2 separate regions of the Homo sapiens genome follow, and region 2 is linked to region 1. A link is a contact called in ENCODE Hi-C or POLR2A ChIA-PET data. All regions are on one chromosome and are shown on one strand. Each heading gives the region's core, a stretch centred on a gene start or an enhancer-like site at or near the end of the contact. The rest is flanking DNA. Distances are from core to core; before and after follow the strand shown.

The links. A loop is a pair of places that touch in the nucleus more often than their neighbours do. ChIA-PET counts read pairs that join two places held with the same protein, here RNA polymerase II (POLR2A). Pooled maps may share reads with other maps.
Region 2: a loop to region 1 is called in a map of psoas muscle, with 2.4 times the contacts of the local background. The contact joins two enhancer-like sites. A Hi-C loop is called at or near these places in 20 of 168 maps with a recorded cell type or tissue (GM12878, K562, Right ventricle myocardium inferior and 8 more), 8 of 37 single-sample maps with no recorded cell type and 20 of 50 pooled maps. POLR2A ChIA-PET finds 5 or more read pairs at or near these places in 5 of 52 experiments (GM10248, GM12878, H1 and 2 more).

The regions. Positions count from the first base shown.
Region 1 is chr5:149,779,404-149,782,103 of GRCh38, reverse strand. The region is part of intron 1 of PPARGC1B (PPARG coactivator 1 beta); the gene reads right to left. Among named protein-coding and RNA genes, the nearest start is that of MIR378A, 48 kb to the right of the region's middle. RefSeq lists an enhancer at 1,380-1,459. Within about 2 kb of position 1,288, at least 15 of the 41 ENCODE cell types and tissues checked have a DNase peak (open chromatin) inside an H3K27ac peak, as active enhancers do; they include psoas muscle, where a contact is called at or near this core.
Region 2 is chr5:149,827,231-149,829,930 of GRCh38, reverse strand. The region is part of intron 3 of PPARGC1B (PPARG coactivator 1 beta); the gene reads right to left. Among named protein-coding and RNA genes, the nearest start is that of MIR378A, 96 kb to the right of the region's middle. Within about 2 kb of position 1,335, at least 5 of the 41 ENCODE cell types and tissues checked have a DNase peak (open chromatin) inside an H3K27ac peak, as active enhancers do; they include psoas muscle, where a contact is called at or near this core.

The sequences.
Region 1 (2,700 bases), core at 39-2,538:
TCCCCTCTCTTCTTCTTGGGCTTAGCCCACTACGACCTCCACCAAGAAGCCATCCCCATCTAAATTAATTTAGCTCACAGCTGTCCCAACCCCCACTTCCCACCAATGCACATATTCCCCTTAATGCATTTACTGAGTCACTTGCTTGGTACTGACCAGGAATGGCATTAATGATTGTTTTTCTTTACTAAGGAATGGCAAATAGAGTTTACCTCACAGGCCAAGTCCTGTCAGGGTTATTAGTAGCTGTCATTGTATGGGTAAAGGTTATGAGACCATATATCCAAGATCAGCAGGAAAGAGTGTGGTGATTGATTAGCGATGTCTGCCTTGGCCAGGACATCCCTCAGCACTAGTGCCAAGTTTTGTTTTCCTGCTTTAGAATTTACCCCCATCATTCTGTTGCTCCCAAGACTAAATTCCGTAAAGCAGAAATTTAGCTCAGCAGATCAGGTCAGCTTGAGCTGTAAGAGTTTCCCCCACCTTGCTGGCCACTCAAACGGCAGCATGATGGCAAGCAGACAACTTAGAGGGAAAAACAAGAAACATCCCTTGCGTGCTTCAGTGGTGTTCACACAAAGGACTCCATAGCCAGCACCTCAACTGATCTGGACAAGAAGACTGAGAGGCAGACAGGAATTCTCTCTCCTTTTCACAGGAGGAAACTGAGGCATGGGGAGGCTAAGTGACTGACCCAAAGTCATTTGGCAAGCCTGGACCTGATCCCAGGTCACAGAATGGCAGCTATGCAGAACGGCAGGACAAAGGACAGCCAACCTGTCAGGTGACCATGCACCTGCCCTCTCATATCTCCCATGACAGGAAGCTCCCTACTGCCCAAGGCAGGCCAGCTCATGCCATCTTTCATTCAGAAAGCTGCTTCTTTTTTTTTTTTTTTTGAGATGAAGTCTCGCTCTGTCACTCAGGCTGGAGTGCAGTGGCACAATCTCGGCTCACTGCAACCTCCACCTCCCGGGTTCAAGTGATTCTTCTGCCTCAGCCTCCCAAGTAGCTGGGATGACAGGTGCCCACTACCATGCCTGGCTAATTTCTGTATTTTTAGTAGAGATGGGGGTTTCACCATGTTGGCCAGGCTGGTCTCAAACTCCTGACCTCAGGCGATTCCCCCGCCTTGGCCTCCCAAAGTGCTGGGATTACAGGCATGAGCCACCGCGCCCTGCCGGAAAGCCCCTTCTTAGCTCGAGCCAGAACTTCCCCTTCTGACCTCCACTTACCAGTGCCACGCCTCTCCCGTGCCAATGTTTGCAGGTGGCCTGTTTCCTCTGAGCTGCACACCTCTACTGCCTCCACCCATGTGGAAGAACACCTGCTTTACAGTCATCCTGCTTTTGATTCTGTTTTCTCTGAGAGCATATCTGTTTGGCTACTTTGGTGACAGAACCATCTCCTCTCTAGTTCTAGGCCCCAGCTTTCTATTAATGTGCCTAATGTTTAAAATTATCAATAACTTTTTGAGATTAACTATGCTTCACATTATCTAACCGCTGACACACAACTACCCCTCCACTGCCAAGGACCTGCAAAACTAGAACAACAGGAATAACAGATCATCAAATCAACAAGGGCCTTAGAGACCTTTAGTTCAAACCTCTCACTGTACACATGGGGAATCCGAGGCCTGGAGAGGGAGAGGGACCCTGTCTCAGGTTCAATGCTGAGACAGTGGAGAGCTGGACATCTTCCTCCCAGACTGGGACTGTGCCCACTAAACATTAGTTAAGGCTTGATTTGAAATCCTGCACCCAATTCAAGGTCAGGAGAGCCAACGTGGGTCACACACTGAGAGCTGGTGACCAGTAAGGATGAGAATCTGAACCGGCCAGGCCTGGGGCCAGGTGGTCACACGGGGCTCTGGCTGCTCATCCTGCGCTGGAGCCTGTGCTCTGGGTGTGTGGGTTTTCGATGCTCCAATCACACACGGCTCTGCTCCCGTCTGTCTCCCAGCTCCCAGACCCTGCAGCAGAAACAGGCTTTGTACCTGTGGGCCTAGGAATTCATCCCAGCTTTCTCTCCTTACACTCCCCTAGGTGGAAAGCCCTTTCACTCAGACCTCCTTTCAGCATCTTGGGCTGAGGACACAGTCAATCACTTGCTGCCAGCCAGAGGGTATTAGGAAATGAAAATGACACCAGCAAACAGGAGAGATCTTGTGCAGACCAAGGCCAGGGGAAGGGGCTGGGAAGGGGCTCCATCTACTCCTTTCTCAATCATGGAGCACTAAGCCTCTCCCTGCATCCCGGATACATCCTGGGCAACCCCAGCACACAGTGTCGTGGGAAGGCACAGGCATGCCCTAACCTTGCCACCTCCGGAGGCCTCTCACATCTTCCTCCCCAGCACACCTGTGGCCTCCTCTTGGAACCCCTCCAGACCTTTTCAAATTCTCTTTTTTGCCAGGTAGTCTCAAAAGTCACTCCTGGAACAGGCTTCCCTGTTGCCCCCTCCAGCTGACTCCCATTATTTCCTCCCTCCCTGGACTTCCCAGAGCATGTTGCTTTTTATCTGATTTGTCTCCTTGTTTCTCTCTCTCTAGAGAGCTCCAGGGATGCAGTGGCCTGCTGGTCTTTTCACTGTTGTATCCTTAGTGTGTGCTATACAGTAGATGTTCAATAAAAACCTCCTGAAGGCATGGATGTTGCAGTGGTGCCTGAAGTGGTCCAGCAACACTTTGTGAAGATG
Region 2 (2,700 bases), core at 86-2,585, 48 kb before region 1:
CCCAAGTAGCTGGGATTACAGGCGTCTGCCACCACACCCAGCTAATTTTTGTATTTTCGTAGAGATGGGGTTTTACCATGTTGGCCAGGCTGGTCTCAAACTCCTGACCTTAAGCGATCTGCCCGCCTCGGCCTCCCAAAGTGCTGAGATTATAGGCGTAAGCCACTGTGCCTGGCCCTACCCTGTTGTTTTTACACAAGTGGAAGACTACACTTAAGCTTGTTTGGCTTTTTTTTTTTTTTCTATAAAAACTGTAAAAGCTCTTCTGCTTCTGCACCCTGAGGGCAGGTACAGAGTGTACCTGAGCTGAGAGAGCAGGAAGTTGAATACATCTAGATTTTCCGCCGGAGATCCTAGCCAAGCTTGATAACAAACTGAGAAAGATCATGAGATTTTAGTACAGCACGGAGAGTTTCCCTGGGGAACATGCCACCCCAAGTCACTCCAACAAGGAATGCCAAAGGCCAGGAGCCAGAGAAAAGGCCACTCCACACTCTTGAGGAGCCACAGGATCCTGGCTACCCCACCTAAACCCCAAACCAGCACCCACATGTTTGTGACTTTTTCGATGGGAAATGATCCTAGGACTGGGGGAAAGAGACCTCATTCTAGCCTGGCTCAGGCCCGGTGCACTGTGAGAGCCTTGATTCCTCCATTGGTGTAATGAGCAGGGGCAGAGAGACTACATGGCTGGATTAAAACCTCTTTTTTTGACTCTAAGAATATGACAGAAGTTGCTGACCTCAGAAAATCACACAGACACACAGAGGTCCACAGGTCCTTACAAGTCCATCGCTGGACTCTCTGGGATCCATGGCCCAACCTGAGGTCCAGATGACTTCTCAGGGCCTTTTTGTTTGTTTGCTTTTTGTCTTTTAAAGAGATGGGGTCTTGCTCTGTCACCCAGGCTTGAATGCAGTATCATGATCCTAGCTCACTGAGGCCTCACACTCCTGGCTTTAGAAAATCCTCCTACCCCAGCCTCCAGAGTAGCTGGGACTACAGGCACGTGCCACCATACCGGGCTAATTTAAAAAAAAAAAAAAATCATAGAGATGGATCTTCCTATGTTGCCCAGGCTGGTCTCAAACTCCTGGCTTCAAGGGATCCTCCCACTCAGCCTCCCAAAGTGTTGGGATTACAGGTATAAGCCACTGTGCCCGGTCCCTCAGGGCCCTTCCAGATCTCTGTCGGTATGCAGGGAGTCTAGACAGCAAGTCTGTTTCCTGTGTGCCTTGCACAATGGCTGAAACAGAGGCACTCAATAAGCATGTAGGGAATGAAGGTAATCTAAGGCATGGGAGGGAAACAACCTTTGACCAGCAGGGGTCGCGCTTTGCCTCTTTAAGCTTTGGTTCTTCTCCAAAGGCCCCGTGAAGAAATGGCACTAGAATGCTTGTTACCACTAATGGTTGTACCAGAAGTATTAGTTCACATTTACTGAGCAACTCTATGTGCCAGGCACTGTTCTAAGTGCTTTATGTGTATTATCTGCTGTAATCCTCCTAATAGCCTTTGACATAGGCACTATTATTAACCCCTCTTTATAGATCAGGAAGCCGAGGCTTAGAGAGGTTCAGGATGTATGCCTAAGGGACATACAAGTACTAAATGGCAGGGCTGGGATTCAAACCTAGGTGCTTCGATTCCAGTCTGAAATGAAGCAGGACCCCCTCTCGGCAGGAGCCATAATGTGGGACTGAACATATTCTGTGCCTGGCATGGTGGGTGCTTCACGCTGCTTTGGGGAACTTGAAGGCAGTGGGAAGGAAGGGAAAGGGTCCTAGACTAGGAGTGAATACCTGAGTTCTAGTCTTTGCTGGCACACTGACTTGCTGTGTGACTACTGGAGATACCCTCCCCACTCTGGGCCACAGTTTTTCCAGAGCTGGGCTTGAGGGTCACCAAGGGCCTTTCCAGCTCAAACTCTCCATAACCTAAGAACCCTCCCGGCTCCAACAGGCTCTGATTTTCTAGCTGAGTCCTGCCAGCCTCCAGGAGCCACAGCACCAAGGGAGGGGCCCAAGACAGGCTGAGCAAAGCTAGACTTCACACTCCAGGACAGCTCAGCTATGGGTGCTCTCAGCCCGGATTGAGAGCGACTGCTTCCAGTAACTTCTGAGTTCCAGACTCCTTTGAAAATCTGATAAAATCTGATGTTCTCCCTAGAAAGCTGCTATTCCATGTGCACATTTCCACATTCCGCACACGCTCACACCGCATTTAACTTCTGCTGGTGGAAGTGTAAACCAGTCCAACATCTTTGGAGGGCAATCTGCAAGTATCTGCTTAAACTGGAAAATCACAGATCCACAGACCCAGGAATTTCATTTTTAAGAATTTGTCCATTTACATGTCACAAAGGCCTGTATAAGAACAGTTACTGTGCCACTGCTTGTAATGAGGAAGGAGTTGAAACAACACAAATACCCAACAGGGGAACCAGTGAAACCCTACCAAGGAACATTACACAGCCAACACAAAGAATGAAACAGAGCTCTACGTGCTCATGTGGAAGAGCTTCCAAGACACACAGTTAACCGTGAAAGCAACGTGCAGAGCCCTAATGTAGACTCCCTTTTGTAGTAAAATCTTTTAAAAGGTAGAAGAGGAAAGTCACATAACAGATCAGTAACCATGGTTACCTCTGGGACAGGAAAAAGCAACAGAGAGAGGGCTAAGGAGGTTTTGCTTTTAACT